Regions from separate parts of the Homo sapiens genome. Here region 2 is linked to region 1. A link is an interaction called in ENCODE POLR2A ChIA-PET data of the cell type or tissue named here. Cell type or tissue: CD4-positive, alpha-beta T cell. All regions are shown on one strand.

Region 1 (8,000 bases):
AGCTGAAAGAATGGCGTGGCCAGCACTATGACAGGCATTAAAACAAGGTGCCCGGAGAACACTGTGGATGGTGTGCTGCCTCCACAATGAAAGGGTAGAGGAGACTCCTGGGGAACAATTTCCAGAGGGAGGAATCCTTGAGTGGGAGCCAGGGGACAAGACAGTGTCTGCCAGACAGGGTGGGAAGGTGCTCCAGCCAGGGGGCTCAGCATGCACAGAGGCATAAGGTGGGTACCCTGACAGCACTGCAGGAAGGTGGGAACAACAGGGAGGGCGAGAAGCCATGACAGAGGAGGTTGCACAGGGAAGCAGGGCCCAGATGAGAGAGGCCTCGGAGGAGTCAGGGCTCGACCCTGTGCCAGGAGGAGCCACGAAGAACCTGAAGGAAGGGGGTGGCAGAACTGCTCGTGCATTTTAAAGAGATCCTGCTTGTAGTCTGGAAGGAGAGAGCACTGGAAGTCAGGCTGGCAATGGCCAGGGTCCCAAGAGAGACAGGGGAAGGAGTGGAGAGGAGCAGACAGAGTCCCAGGCAACTCATCAATATCGTAGTCCAAACAATACTTGCTGAGGGCCGCCATGTGCCAGCCGCTGTTGGGCATGGGGAAGACACGTTGGGAAGCAGGCAGAGCCCCTCCCTGCCTGCAGTCAGTGTTCCGGTGGGTGTGAGGACAGTGGACACAGCTTGGTGGCTGATCGGAGGACAGGAGGAGGGAAAGGAAGGACTCAGCATGGCTTCCAGGCTCTGGCTCGGACGCACCGGTCTTTATCTTTATGGACGAAACTCTACCAGGATCCTCTCTCGTCTATGCTACCATTTCTCATTCTGGCTTTCTCCAAGTTTCTTCGGATGTTCCTGGTTTTATTTTAAGCCCATTCTCTCTAGTTTTTTTAGAAGATGACTCATGTTCACAGATGACAGTAGTCTTTCTTCATAAAGATATTTCAAATACTTGAAAATGAAAACTAAGTGACTCCATGGCCTCTTCTTGGAGGGCTCCATCTGAAGCCACTTCCCCTGACGGTGGGTGTGGCAGAGAGCAAGGCTGAGTGGCTGCCTGGCCGGGTCACCTGTGTGAGAGAACTTTACTGATACAGGTCCGAGGGCCAATATCAGGACACGGGTTCTGCACAGAATAAAGACGAACGCTGGATGCAAGTAGGGGCAGGTATGATATGTGGGAGGTTGCGAGGATGGTGAATTAACACACAGAAAGGGCCCCAGACTGTGCTTGGCTCTTGCATGTATTTGCTAGTACATTGCTATTATGCTACTTCCACATGCTGAAAACCAACACAAACAATGATAACTTGAAATTTTTAACCCTAGTGCTTACAGGTGAGAAAATTACATCGGCAGTTGAACGGTCCCTTGAATGAGCTGAGTTCTGTTTATTAAAATAATAGCAATTATGGAGACAAGGGAGGGAATGTGCCATCCACAGCCGTCTTTACAGCCGAGTCCCACGATCGGGAAGGTCACCTGCCTGTGGAGGTGGGCAGTCCTCTCTCCTAATTGCCTGACGGGCCTTGAACCAGCAGCACCAGTGCAGGGACACCCAGCTATGTTAAATGAGCCTGTACTAAAAGCACACTGAGGCTGAGCTGGAAGTAGGCTGGATGGACACTTCCTCCCAGAGTGTCCCTGAGGCGCTCTGGCAGTTTTGGCTTGAGATCTGTGCTGGCTGCAGTGAGAAGAGGCAATGGTGAGCAGCCCTGGAGAAACTTCACCTTGAGAAAAGAACGGCTTAAGAGAAGTCACTGGGGCCTTGGTCTCCCTAAAGGTCCAGGAAGTTGGAGGCATATTTGATCCACTTAGATTCAGTTTAGATTCAAAGTCAAACTAACGGCCATATGGTTAAGCTTTCAGAAGGTAGTGTAGAGAATGGCTTTGACTTTGTAATAGTAAGAATTAATTGAGATATAAAAGGTACCAATTATACAGAAAGAATCTCTGTTCATCAAAATGCCCTAAAAAAGGGGGAAAGGTAAGCCACAAAGTGAGAGAGGGTATTTGCAACACATACGTCTGTGGTATGGCCCAAAATTAAGGTTCTAAATTATATGCTGCCTTGGCATCTGGTAAAATTGGAAGGGCCTCAAATGGCCTAACTGCAGGTTCCCTCCCCACACAGACCCATGGATGAGGTCCCCCAGCCAAGCCCCCATCTCTTATCATGGGGACAGGTACAGTTTCTGCTCATCCCTGAGTAGCAGGTTGTGGAATTATTCAAACATGTCAATCATGTCCTCCTGTGGGGACCAGGGGTCACCTCACCCTCTTCTTACTGCACAGCCTGCTTCCCATAGCCCCTGCTGGTTCACTCTTTTCCCACGTGCAGCCCCCTGTGGCCCTGTGTGGTCCTCATCTGGGCTGTGAGTATCTGTGACTAATTAACTGCTGTTGGCCTCATCCAGTGTCAGCTGTGGAGTCTTCAGACATCCGCATTACCCTAGGGTGGGATGAATGAGAGGTAATTAAAACAATACCTGCCCACAACTTGTGTCCAGATCGCGGAAAGAAAGCCTACTCATAATTGCAAGAAAAAACCCAATCAAAGAGGATGTCCAAATACCTGAGCAAGTAATTCGGAAAAGATGAAATCTAAATGGTTGACAAACATATAAAGAGACACTCAATCTCATTGGTAATCGAGAGAAAAGCAAAGTACAACTCCATGAGACACCTTCATGTACCAGACTGACAAAAACAAGAAGTCTGACAATGCCAAGTTCTGATGCCACAGCACTGCGACGTCTCCACCTTGCTGGTGCAGGGCAGACTGGTGCCACCACTATGGCATCATTCTGGTGTTACTTAGTAAAGGTGGAGGCAGAACTTCCCTCAACCCAGCCATTCTACATCTAGTCAGTCCTCCAGGGATGCTTGCAAACGTTCATCAGGAAACACTACAGGATGTTCATGGAAGCACCTTCCAAGAATCCCTAACTGGGATGAATGCAGGAATTGCAGCACATTCCTACGATGGAACACACCCAGCAATAAGAAGAGCCCACAGCAGCTACATCTGCCAGTGTGAGGCAGATGCGAAGCACAAACGATGTTGAGCAAAAGGAGAAGTCACAAGAGTCCATTTTCAATGATTCCATTTATACACGGTGAAACAAAAGGCGATACTAAAGAGTTTAGCAGTGAAGTCAAAGTTGGTGAAACTACAAAGGAAAACAAGCAAACAATGACCTTAAAAGTCAGGAAAATGGTTGCCTCCAAGTGGAAGGTGGACGTGTGACGAAAAAGGGGCAGACAGGAGCTTCTGTGGTCCCAGCCATGTTCTATTTGCTCACCTCAGTGACAGCTGCATGTATGTTCACTTGGTCAATTTAATACTGAACATATGTTTTATACACACATCTGTATTTATGGTATATAAAAATCAAAAGGCATAAAAAAAATCTAACTAGAGGCCTGGAATCTTTTAATCCATGATCAACTCTAAGCTGCAGCTGCACCTGTCAGGGCTCTGCTCCGACCCAGGGACACCTCTGACAAAATGATGTGGATCAATCAGATGGGAGCTTCCAGCAGGTGAGGGCAGGGTGGGGTGGGAAGGGCAGAGGGATGCTTCCTGAAAAGGTGTCTCATGGCTTTGGCCTTGCTGCTGTGTTTTGTGTTAACACAGGCCAGGGGCTTTGGCTTTCCTTTCCTGGGATCTCCTCCTGCTGTGCCCCTGCCACAGGAACTTGGCTCCATATCCCATTCTGGTCTTGTATTTTCTTCTCGCTGGGGCTTGTACCTGGCGAGCCAGCATGATACAGAAGTATTTTCTGGCCTGCAGATTTCTCCAGTTTTATGAACACTTGTGCCTTGTTTTCTTTGGGGAAGGTAGGGTTATCCATGCACATAGTTCTCACATCCAAGGCACTCCCCACCCGTGCCAAGCTGCTTGCAGTTGCTCATAACCCCAGTTATGAATTCAGTCCCTCGTTCAATGAACACTTAGGCACATGGCAAATGTTCAGGGCTGGGGATATGATGTCTGCCTTAAGAGCTTAGCACGATCCAGCTCATTAGGCAACACTGCATCTAGGAACAAATCAGAAAGTAACCCAGGAAGCTAACTTTCAAAACATCAAATAAAAGCCCAAACAGGAAACACAGATTATGCCTACTTTTGGTCTCTCATTTGGTTCTGCCTCAGCCGTACTCTTTCCCCATTCTGTCCAAGGCACGTGACTCATGCCCCTTGGATCTCTCCCGCAAGGTTTTCATTCCAGAGGCTCCCGTGAGCCCTTGGCCTCCATTGTATGCACGTCTGTCTTGCTCATGTTCCTTGCCTGTGTCAATTCTAGACACCAAAATGTGCTGGTGCTGCCACTGCTGAACAATTCTCATTATTATTGTTATTTTTTTTTTGAGCCAGGTCTCACTCTGTCACCCTGGCTGAGGTGCAGTGGCGTGATCTTGGCTCACTGCAACCTCCTCCTCCCAGGCTCAAGCGATTCTCCCACCTCAGCCTCTCAAGTAGCTAAGACTACAGGCATGCGCCACCACACCTGACCAATTTTTGGATTTTTTGTAGAGACGGGTGTTGCTGAGTTACCTAGGCTAGTCTTGGACTCCTGACCTCAAGTGATCCACCCAGCTCAGTCTCCCAAAGTGCAGAGATTACAGGCGTGAGCCACCGCGCCTGCCAGTTCTCATCTTAAAATCACTTTCACTTTCAGCTATTTTATTCTCTTTTTTCTCTGCCAATTTGGTAAAGAAAGTTCTAGGCTATTTCATCAGAAATTGCTGTACGAAAATCTATCACATGAGCTTCTGTTACATCTGAGATGTTGGCAGTGTGAAGGAAACAGAGAGAGACTTGAAGCCCCACAGCCTGAGAAGTGGGAAGGAATTCTGGCTGCTCTCATCCCCCTTACAATGGCTCTCCAATCCCCAGTCACACAAGGGGCATGGGAGGGGACCCCAGCAGGCCAGCCTGTGCTTGGCCTGACACCAAGAGGGGCGTTGCTGCTGGGGCCCACAGCCTCCTGCCCCCTGACTACCCTGTGTCCCGACCTCCACCTCAAGAGCCGCCTCTTCCTCGAGGAGCGACCACCACCTCTCAGCTCCTCATTCTCCCTTTCTGAGCCCCACACTCTGAGAACATTCAGCTTTACTGTGTCCCGTATAGGATTCTGAGGAGTGGTTAAGCACCAAGCTCTGGAGCCAAAGTGCCTGAGTTCAAATCCCAGCTCTTCACTGTCTGGCTGTGGAACCTTGGGTAAATTATTCAATCTCTCTGTGCCTCAGTTTCATCATCTGTGAACTGGGTAACTATGTACTTCATAGGATCCATAAGGATAAGGAGAGCAAATATAAAACAGCCTCGCTCTGGGCCAGGCACGGTTCTATGCGCCTACACATATTAACGCATGTGAGTGACTCTTAATGGTGCCTGCTACATTGTAAGTGCTCAGTGTTAGTCACCCAAGGTTTAATGGGTAAAATCTCTCAACAAAATTGCAAAAGGAAAGACAACCTCACAAGTTTTGAAATGTTGCATCATCTGTGGAAAGGACCTGGGCTCACAAGGAGTGATATTTAATAGTTAAGTATGCATCTAAGTAAACCAAACCAAAATCAGAATTCCTAAATTATGACCCAAATCCTGGGCACCAGAAAGACACCAGAGCAGACTGGTGACCAGCCTGGGTTCTGCAGTCAGCTACCCCTGGGGTAAGCCCCACTGTGCCTCTCACTGCCTGGGCCATTGGGGCTTCCTCCCCATAGTGGAAGTCATAGAGGTCTGACTCCCAGATCCGCTCCTCTGCCCAACCAGCTGTATGCTGATTGCACCAGGGAAGTTTCCATCCTCAGCAGCCTTTGCCTACCCACTTGCAAAGGAAGATCCTGGTGAAAACTGGATAATGAAAGCTGAAAGTAAATTGCAGTTAAATTTGGGGACTGCCTGGCCCAGGCTCACCTGCACCAGGGAGTTGAGGGCTGACTCACTGTATGTGTCTGGGCATGGGTATATATATACAGAGTCTTAGTTTGCATTCAAGTGGGTCCAGCATTGATAAATTAGAGTCGGGTCATTTCTGGCCCTTGTAGAGTTAGAAAATAATTTATGAAAGTGGTCCTAAATTGCTCCATAATTTCAAGTCAGAAGAATTTCCCTCTTACTTTCTAAGTCCCGTCTGCCACGTACAGCAACTGGGTCATCAGATAATTACAAGAGCATAAAGCAGAACAGTGCAAATCCTGTTTACCCAAACAGTTCTGGCTCCTGTCTCTCATTCCCAGGTCAATAAGCAGGCCACGTGTGGTTGCTTTCGGTCAGTGCCTACCACTGCCGAGCCCTTGCCATTCAATACAAAACACAAGCGCCCTCCAAAGAATACCCCAGCTCCTCTTCTGTCCTCAGACACCCTCAGATCAGCCCAGCTTCTCTGGGGTGATGATGGGGATCACTTCTGTATTCATGGTGTCAGCCCCATCACTAGCTTCCTGGCCAGAGATGAAAATCAAGGTGCAGCTGCACCCTCAGCTTCCTCCTTCAGGCCGAGTGAGGATGAGCCACTTCTGATGGCTATCAAGAGGAGAGAGCCCCCCAGCTCCCCACCACCAGCCTGATGCACCCTCGTTTTAGGAAATGGGCTGGAACACAAAGGGGAGACAGATTAGGTTAGATTAGGGCCTACTGGGAAGGCATCTGCTTAGCAACATAAAAAATGCTTTTGTGGGCCACCGCTCAGCGAATGCAAAGAAAAATGTAGGCAGCGGCTTCGATCTGCACACAGCATCATTTGCACTAATGGTGGGATAAGGGAGTGGCTTCCAGGGAAAGGTATGACCCAGGATGATGTGGAGCCCTGGGCCATCAGCAGAGCTGGGCTCATCACCCCAAGGCAGATGGAAGCTGCCCATGGAACAAGGCCACGCTGTTCCCTGGGCAGGGGCAGCTAAGGAGAGGGAACCGCGGTCCTCCAGCATCATCCTGGCCCAAGCTTTCCTATGTGTGAATCCAGGGCAAGCCTTCCTCTTTTCATCACATAAACTGGCCACCTATCCATGGATGAGCAGGGGTCGGGGGTGGTGGGGAAGGTTTTGGCTGGGCTCACTGGGAGGAGAGCGGAGAGAGGACGTTTTTTTCTTGTCCATCACACGTGCTGCTCCTGGTACAGCTGTCATTCACAATGATGCTGTGTGCAGATCGAAGCTGCCGCCTAGGAACAGGAACAGGCAATGGTGTGGCAGGAGATGGAAGCCTGGCCAGATGCCCATGAGGGAGCCTCAACGGTGGGTCCTCCACCAGCCAGGTGCAGACCCATGAGTCACTTCATCCTGTGTTGGGGGTTACCAGAGAGCCAGCAAGGCTTATGCAGAGAGGAGGGAGGGAGGGAGGGAGGAAAGGGGGGAGGGAGGGAAGGAGGGAGGGAGGGAGGAGGGAATAAGAAGGGAAGGAACGGAGGGAAAGAGTGGGGAGGGACATCTGTCAGGGCCTGTGACCATACCACAGCCCCTTCTGCCACCTTGGAGCTTCCATCGTGCACTTCTGGAATGCAAAGCCGACCCTCTCCTGGTCCACCCAGACACTCCTCACTCCCCAAGGTCTTCCAAGACATCAGTCTTCCCAGAGCAGTTCAACCCCCAGGAACCGGCCCTGCTGCCAAACCCTTACCACCACTAAGTGTTGCTACCCACTTGCAACCTCAGACATGTCCCAAGTAAGCCCCAAACCGTGTTTCAACCCAAGCCATCTGTTGTCCTCTCCCTTGATCAGCTGTCAGGTGACCCTGGATGTCTGTCAGCCTCCATGATGGCTCTGAGCTCCACTAACAGTGCTGTGACTCTCTCATCAGTCCCCATTTCTGACCCAGAAAAAGAATCTGTAGCCACAGCTCCCACTCCAGGCCTTGCCTGTTCCAGGATGGCACACGCCTGCATCTGCCCTTTTCCTGGAAGGCTCCTGGGACCTTGACCTCGGCCTGGTCCTGTCCCCAAAACTCAGCAGTCCTTTACTCTCCGCCCTCTTCTCACCTGCAGCCCCCTG
Region 2 (8,000 bases), 300 kb after region 1:
GAACACATGGAAGTGATCCCAAGTCCCCTAGACACTTCAGCATCATCTGGCCAGTGAGGGCAGTATTTGCTGCTCTGACCCTCTAGGCACTGCTAAGTTAAAGATGTACAGGACATATCATGTAGCTGGCTTGTCTCTGAGGTAGTCTTCCAGCTACCTTGATCTTGTCTTGGGAATGTCTGCTGGGTTCTATAACTTAATAGGGTAAGTCATTTTAACAGGTAAACAACAGTGGAGTTTTTTGGTTTTGGGGTTGGGGAATTGGAAGAGAAGGAGAATGTATATACCAAAGACATCTAAGGGGAAAGAATCCAAAAGAAACAAGGGAATATTTATCCACTTAACATTTACGCTAAAAAAAAAAATGTAGTTTTCTTTAAAACACTTAGCTTAACTATCAAAATGGAAATGTGCTCATGAGGTAATTCGCATGAAAGAGGCAATGACTGATGGCTTAAAGATAATATATACTCATGTAGTAAGTGCCACACACTGTTCCAAGTGCTTTATCTATATCAAGTCATTGGTCTCCACAATCTTATGAGGGAGGTATAATTTTGATTCCATTTTACATAAAAGAAAACTGAGGCACAGAACCATTAATTCACTTGCCCAAGGTCTTGCAGCTAGCAAGTGGCAGAGGTGGTGGCATTTAAATCCTGACAGTCTAACTCTCAGAGTTTAGGCTCTGAATTACAATGTTCTCAAAGGAAATTTAAAACTACATGGAATTGAATGAAAATGATAACACAACATATTAAATTGGATGGGATGCAGCCAGTATTTATCCAGCATGCATTATGCCTAAGTGGTTTTAAGTCCATTACCTCTATGAGGCAGGGTCACATGAGCACACCCATGCTCAGAGAGGTCAGGTACTGGTACAAGGTCATTCAGGTAGGAGATGGAAGAGCCAGGATAAGAACACAGGTCTAGTTCCAGAATCTTCCATCTACCCATTAGTTCTCCCTGTGCACAAGTGATAACTTTCAAGGTACATTTGCACGTTGATGGGAGATAATCCATCTACCCAAGAAATAAACGTTGATGGTGGAAATTCTAGAAATAATTTAGCTTGAGGGAGGGCGTCTTCCAAGCATCCCTGAAATTATAGCTCACAATTCGCTGTTTCCTAAGCCAGCTCTGCTAGAAGGTGACAGAATCTGAGCCCTGCTTGAGCAGTTTTCTTTCTCCCTCTTCCGTCAGGCATCCCCTGTGGGAGGAAGGAGGAGCTCAAGGTCAGGAGAGCACTGTTCCCTGGGAGGTAAGTGCAGCACTCAGCCGCATTGACTCCAGCTGGCATCCTTCAGTGCGGGAGGCCTCACCGTCTATCCCTGCAGGGCTTTGTTCCCCGCAGGCCTCTGAATGTGAGATCCACCCTCTTTGGATTTCTGGGGCAATTTTTGCTTTACTTTTTCACCTGACCCTTTGGTTTAAAAACACAATAAGGAGTGGGAATTATTAGCACTGGAGTTAAAGAATGCCGGCTTTTAGGACCTGTTTTTTTCTGGTCAAGCTGAGAGAGGAAATCAAAGCTTCCATTCTTCTCCCTGGAAACAGAACTTACAGAAGTGTGTCTTATTACATCATTGTTGATAAAAAGCAAGTGGGAAATACTTGAAAATGTGAAAAATCACAGAGTAACTGTGTGTGCATTCTACAGTGTAAAATCAATGGATGACATCCTTCCTGAGACTTAAGAAAGTCCAGACCAAGTTAAGAAGAGGGAGTTGGATGGAGATGCCAGGAATTGATGAAACTCTGTGTGCAAAGCACAGCACAGTTAGTGCCAAGAGTAGGAGGTGGTCCTCTCACCTCTAAGGACTTCAGAAGGCTGGTTGGCCTGGGGAATGCCAAATACTCAGTAATGCCTCTGTTTCCTAACTGGCCAAAATGTGAAAAAGTAAATGGGCTCAAATAAATATTAATGAAGTGTCGACCATGTACTACATTGCAAAACGGCCTTTGTGGCCTTTGCAAAATTTATGACAGTAGGAAATCTGATATAGTTGACTTCATCTTGCTTCTGATCTCCAAGCTGTCCTTGGTCATTCCTGGGCATAGGACAAGCTAACTTTGGGAGGAATTGAGTTTATAGTTTACATTTAAAGCAAAGGTGATAATAGCCCTTCCCCAAACTAAACCACCTTTGTAAAACTAATGAAAGGTCACAAGGTTAAGATTATGAGAGAGAGGGGCCTGAATTCTGACAAGACAGGCATAGTTTCTAGAATCCCTTACTGCTCAGGGGTCATGTGGCCAGAGGTCACAAGATTTGTGACTTTTCCAATTGCTCCTATAAATAACATCGCTATTGTAGAACTGAAGATTGGTTTTTGAGATATCTTTCAGACTGACCCCACCAGGACTCATGACTCATGGCTCAACAGGTCTTGTGGCTCCCATGTAGAGGCAGACTCAGTGCACGAGGACCATTTTCCACACCCTTGTGATTTCATCCCCAACCAATCAGCAGCAGCCATTCCCTAGCCCCCTGCCCACCAAATTATCCAAAACACCCTAATATCCAAGCTTTTGGAGAGACTAATTTGAGTAATAACTCCAGTTCTCCCACGTGGGTCAGCCTCACGTCATTTAAACTCTTTCTCTATTGCAATACCGTGGCCTCAGTGAGCTGATTTTGTCTGCGCTGTGGAAAGGAAGAACCAGTCAGGTGACTGCAGTTAGACAAACTGGAAGTTAATCTGTGGGTCTTTCACTGACCAACAATGACTTCATCTCTCTGAGCCTCAGTTTCCTCATTTATAAAATGGTGCTCATAGCAACTGTACCTGAGTGTAACAAGCCCAATGCCTGAACTCTGATACCCCCCAAGGAAACACAAATAGGCAAGTCAGAAATCCTCTTTTATAACAAAGCAGGGAGCGGAATGCACCAGACATCCCCAGCAAGGCTTTCTAAAACTCTCTTCAAAGTTGTATTCCACAGGATACCGGCTCTCTCTCCACTCCCCACCATCCCCCACCACACTCTCAAATATTTTCTTCTTCCTGAGCTCTCCATGCCCTTTGTTCTGTAGATCAACGTGACTTGTAGATCAATGTGTTCTATAGATTAATATTCAGACGTCTCTGGTACTGCACCCTACCCTCTGCAGCACATCAGTGGGGTGGGGTTGAGTTGAGGGTTACACAGAATAATAACTTTTTTTTTTCTGATACACAATCATGCCATAGGTTGACATGATGATTAAAGAAACCACAGATGCAAAAACCACTAACAATAAGCCTAAAATGTGGAGCAAGCTCAGTAAAAGTTCACTTCCTTCCTCCTCCCGCAGACACAAAGATCAAACGTGCAAAGATCAAATGTATCTGAGAGGGTTTGGGAAATGGAGCACACAGTAGGGCCCTATTCTGATGAAAGCGCTGATCTGATGCTGAGATAAGAGGTAGCAAAGTGATGGTCTAACCCCACTTGGGGGTGCGATCAGCTATCCTTACATGGGCCAACTCCCAGGGAGGGATGGGGTCTCCCCTCCTGAAGGGACAGAGGAGAGGAAGGGAGCAGGGGTGGTGGGTGGTCTAATGCTAAACCTATGAAAGGAATGGTGATCTCAGAGGGGGTGGGGTTAAGACACTGATCTGTGGGCCAAAAAAAAAAAAAAAAGATACCTCTAGGAGAGTCAGTTAGCAGGAGCCTATCCTCATTTGTAGTTGGAAAACAGCCTGGTTGGGGCTATTTGGTCTCTTCTAAGTCAACTAAAAACACATTGAGACCAGGCACGGTGGTTCATGCCTGTAATCCCAGCACTTTGGGAAGCCGTGGCAGGAGTACCACTTGAGCACAGGAGTTCAAGACCAGCCTAGGCAACAGTGAGAGCTTCTCTCTCCTCCCACCACCCGCAAAAAAAAAAAAAAAAGAGCTGGGTGTGGTGGTACATGCCTGTGGTTCCAGCTGCTCAGGAGACTGAGAATGCAGTGAGCCAGGATCACACCACTGCACTCCAGCCTGGGTGACAGAGCCAGAACCTCTCTCAAAAAATAAATAAATAAAATAAATAAATAAATAAAATATATTTTTATTGAATGAAAATGATAACACATGCGTGTGTGTATGTGTGTGTGTGTATATATACATATATATATATATATATATATATATATGACTCCTTCCTTTTTTTCTAGTATTTTCCCTAATTACACAACAGAACAAAACAAGAAGGAAAGAAACAAGGTCAAGCTTTCTAGAAGGCCTGGATTTTTTCTCTATGAGGAAAATAAAATCATGCAGCCCCTTAGGGTTTCAGTCAGTGATCCTGTTATGGGCTGAATGTTGTCCCCCAGCAAATTCACATGGTGAAGTCCTAACCCCCAGTACCCACAGATGGTGACGGTATTTGGAGATTGGGTCCTGAAAGAGGTGGTTAAGGTAAAATGGGGTCACAAGGGTGGGCCCTAATATAGTATGGCTGGTCTCCCTATTAGAACATGAAGATGGCCATCTACGAGCCAAGGAGAGGGGCCTCAGAAGAAACCAGTCCTGCTGACACCTTGCTGTTGAACTTCCAGCCTCCAGAATTGTGGGAGAAATAAATGTTGTTTAAGCTGCCCTGCCTGGCACCCTGTCATGGCAGCCCTAGCAAACTAGTCCAGCTGCACTTGTCTGCGTGGAGACCTCTGACCCCAGGGCAAATGTTCCAGCTCGTCTTCCCTCCTTTGCCCTGCTATTTCCCCTACCGGTTGGCTCCTCCTGCCTGCTGGCTCTGCAGTGGTACCAACACCGAAGCAGGGGTCAGCAGGGGTGTGCTCTGGGGACCTGAAGCTGGCCCAGGAGGGTCAGGGATGGGCACAGCAGTGGGGAGAGGACAAAGCTAGAGTCAGTGCAGCCTTGGACCGACCACAGGAGCACTGTGGGCAGGCAGCCGGCAGGGGTAGTCTCGCTCTGTTTGAATGAGACCTGCTGTGTTTGCTGAGCCAGGAGACAGGCCCTGACTTCCCTGAGCTTCCAGGACGTTGAAGCATGGAAAGAGGTCGTTTTCCTTGGCCCAGCTTTGGGAGCCCAGGTCCGCATATGCCTCACAGCCCTCTGGGGGAGGCAGGAGCCCTCAGAGGACTCAGCTCCCTCAGTCAGGAAGAGAACCTGGTGTCTCCCAGAGGTGAGCACAGGTGTGGGAATAAGCAAGTTGAATCTGACTTAGAGGCCTAATATTTACTTTCCATCCCTATTCAAACCCCCCAACCTCCATCCCCCAGGGTGGCACAAGAACCAGGCAGCTTTTGAAGTGGCAGGAAATAGGGGTGAGACCACAGGCCTTCAGGTCCTGGAGTTGCCTCTGAGGAGCTCATCCCCATGCACGGGGTCCTTTCCCCATGCACGGGGTCCTTTACAGGGGGGACTCTGCTGCTTCCAGGCCACAGGGGACCAGGGCCCTCAGATGATGCTGGCAGCCACAAGGGCTGGGGTCAAGACCCCGAAGGACACACAGTGTTTCTCCTCTGAGGGTCTATCCTCATGAGAGCCTCTATCCTATTCTTTTCCAGAACTAGGTGCGCTCTCTCTCTCTCTCTCCTTTGAGAAGCTTAGGGTTCCAGACAAACAAAAGCCAGGGGGGCAGGGTAAAGTCAAGCAAGTTGCCTGCTGAAATATTGGGTATGAGAAATTGGAGCTGAAATGCAATCATTCCGCCACACCTGCTACACACAGCTTTGCTTCCTGGTCCTAGTCATGGGCTGAGGAAGCCTCAGGGTCCAGCTCAATCCCAGCAGGCTTGGAGTTGACCTCAAGGCCACCGAATTGCATCTTCCTCAATGCAGGGACCATGCCTTGCTTATCACCATAGCTACCGTTTATTGAGAGCATTCTCTGTGTGAAGTGGCTTCATATCAGTTATCATTAACCCTCACCATACTGAAGTCAGATGTTATGATCATCTTTTAACAGGCATGGAAATTAAGGCTCAAGAAGGTGACTTGCCCAAGACTTCATAGCCCACAACTGCTGGAGGTGGGATTTGAACTCGTCTGCGAGGTTCGAAATCACCCCAGCCCAGTGCCTGCTCCTGACAGAGACTCAGCAAGTGCAGCTCTGCGTGTTTCCTCCATCACAGAGGCCTGCTTAGGGGAAAAATCTTGCTGAAGAAAAGTGGCCGATGGTTTCGAGAGAAGAGACGCTTATTCATGTAATTCTCAAGAATCCCATCTCCGGCTTAGAAGGACACCTTTTCTGATTTCCCATTCAAAGGGACTGACGTACACTCAGGGGCTGAGGCAGCAGCTGTTTTTGCTGTGCACAGACTGGAGAGCGATGTGTGAGTGAAGTCTGTGGCCACTTCTCTCCTCCCCCGAGCCTTCTGGGGTTTGGGTTTATGACTCCAGAGGCGGAGAAGCGTGTTCCCTTTCTGTGCGGATCCCGTCATTGACAGAGTCTGTTTTAGAAGAGCATTTTTAGATGGCAGCGAACGTTCCAGACCCCAAAGCATTCTCTTTACAGCACCGTCTAGCTTGGGTGGGGATAGGGTGGGTTTGTGAACACGTGTGTGCGTGAGAGTGTGAGTGTGTGCAAGTGTGTGCACGTGTGTGTCAGTCCCTCTGTCTGGCTCCCACTGCTAGCCACCTCTGTCATATCCTGACTATTTCGCCGGGGCATCGTCCAGCCATAGGAATCTTCAGCAAACCTACAGTTCAGACGAACGCCCTCGTTTCTGCCCTGAGAAGAAAGTCCGTTGAGTCTGAGGGCTCCCGAGTCATTCTCTCAAGGCATTCATTCAGTTTTGTTTCCCCTGGTGCTACCCTCTCTGAAGTCGTTATTACTCATTAGGTGTATTGCACATACAGAAAAAGTAGGTCAAGGATTAAAAAAAAAAAGAAAAAACATCTCTGGGAGAAGCACAAGTATTGTGTAAAGCTATTTTGAACTTGCGTGAGATTTTTCAAGGGGGAAATGTTTTGTGCAGAGACGGCTGCTGCCACAGCTGACTTACCAATGAATGCCCGTGTCTGAGCCTTTCATACGCTAACCACGTGACCTTGGAATTCCATTTTGAAATGATAATTGTGCCCAGTGGGGTGAGCAGCCTCTCAATCCAGGTTCTATACAATATAGGTCACCTCGAGGATCCTCAGTAGAACAGGAACAAGAGAATCCTGAGAAATCTCTGTAAAGAAACAGAAAGAATGAGAGAGAAAACTGTGTGTCTAACCACCGGGCCCCTGGGCCCTATGTGCCACCCAGGTTTGGAGCAAGGCTGCGGGGCAGATGATGTCCAGGAGAGCCTCAGAAAGTCCGGGCTCTAGAAAAAAATACGTTCCAGCTCACTCTGCTCTGACCCTGCATCTGCTCTGTGCTGAAAGCTTTGTTGCTGCCATGAATATATTTAAGGGGAATAAAATGTGCAGTGTCAAAGCGACTGGCTTGAAGTGGGCTGGATGCATCCTAGGCTCCGCGAGGGAAAAGGCCTCTAGCTGGCAGTTGACAGAAGGGGGAAGGCAGTGAGGAGTGGGCCCACCCACGGGAGTCTGGGCATGAGGCGGGTCCTGGTTCCCAGGCTGCCCCGTGGGAATATGCTCCATGGGCTGGGGCTGCTGTGCTGGCTGCTCTTGCCCCCAGGGGGTCACTACGCTGGGCTTCTCCATCAGGGCTATCACGATATTGCCCAGGGTTTACAGGTTTACAGGCATTATCTCACTCAGTGTTGTTTTGCTCCCTTTCACAAAGAAAGGAAGGAAAAGAGAGGCAGGGGGTGAGAGAGGAAGCCAGACTAGCATTCAGCTCTGCTAGTTGTTCCTCGCCTGGGTTAGGCTTCCCTGGAAAGTAGCCTGCATTGTCTTGCACCTCCTTCATCTGACAGCCAGGTGCTCCTACTGGAGCATAACTGTAGTAGGCCATTTCTGTGCCAGTTGACTGAGAAGGCAGTGTCCCTGCTTTTCTGGAAACTTCCACACAACACAATTCCCGATGGAAAGCATTTAACAATTATGGGTGGGGCTCTGATCAAAAAGTAAGCTTTAGAAAAGGTTAACAGCTAAGCTGGGCATGGT

What was found. ChIA-PET counts read pairs that join two places held together with the same protein. Peaks named below come from ENCODE experiments on the same cell type or tissue, not always from the same donor. Only the 100,000 strongest peaks of a DNase experiment are listed, where the experiment ranks them.
Region 2: POLR2A ChIA-PET joins it to region 1 with 7 read pairs; 2 of 35 experiments call an interaction of 5 or more read pairs at or near these places.

The regions. Positions count from the first base shown.
Region 1 is chr2:100,937,934-100,945,933 of GRCh38, reverse strand. The region is part of intron 5 of NPAS2 (neuronal PAS domain protein 2); the gene reads right to left. Among named protein-coding and RNA genes, the nearest start is that of NPAS2-AS1, 35 kb to the left of the region's middle. In CD4-positive, alpha-beta T cell, no CTCF peak of the experiment used is centred here; no DNase peak of the experiment used is centred here; H3K4me3 peaks cover 987 bases; H3K27ac peaks cover 525 bases.
Region 2 is chr2:100,639,506-100,647,505 of GRCh38, reverse strand. LOC107985814 (a long non-coding RNA gene) reads left to right here. Exons shown (of 4, transcript XR_001739199.1): 3 at 1,207-1,264; 4 at 5,905-7,340. Among named protein-coding and RNA genes, the nearest start is that of LINC01868, 36 kb to the left of the region's middle. RefSeq lists enhancers at 4,215-4,715, 4,716-5,216. In CD4-positive, alpha-beta T cell, no CTCF peak of the experiment used is centred here; DNase peaks (open chromatin) are centred at 3,275, 3,875 and 6,805; H3K4me3 peaks cover 741 bases.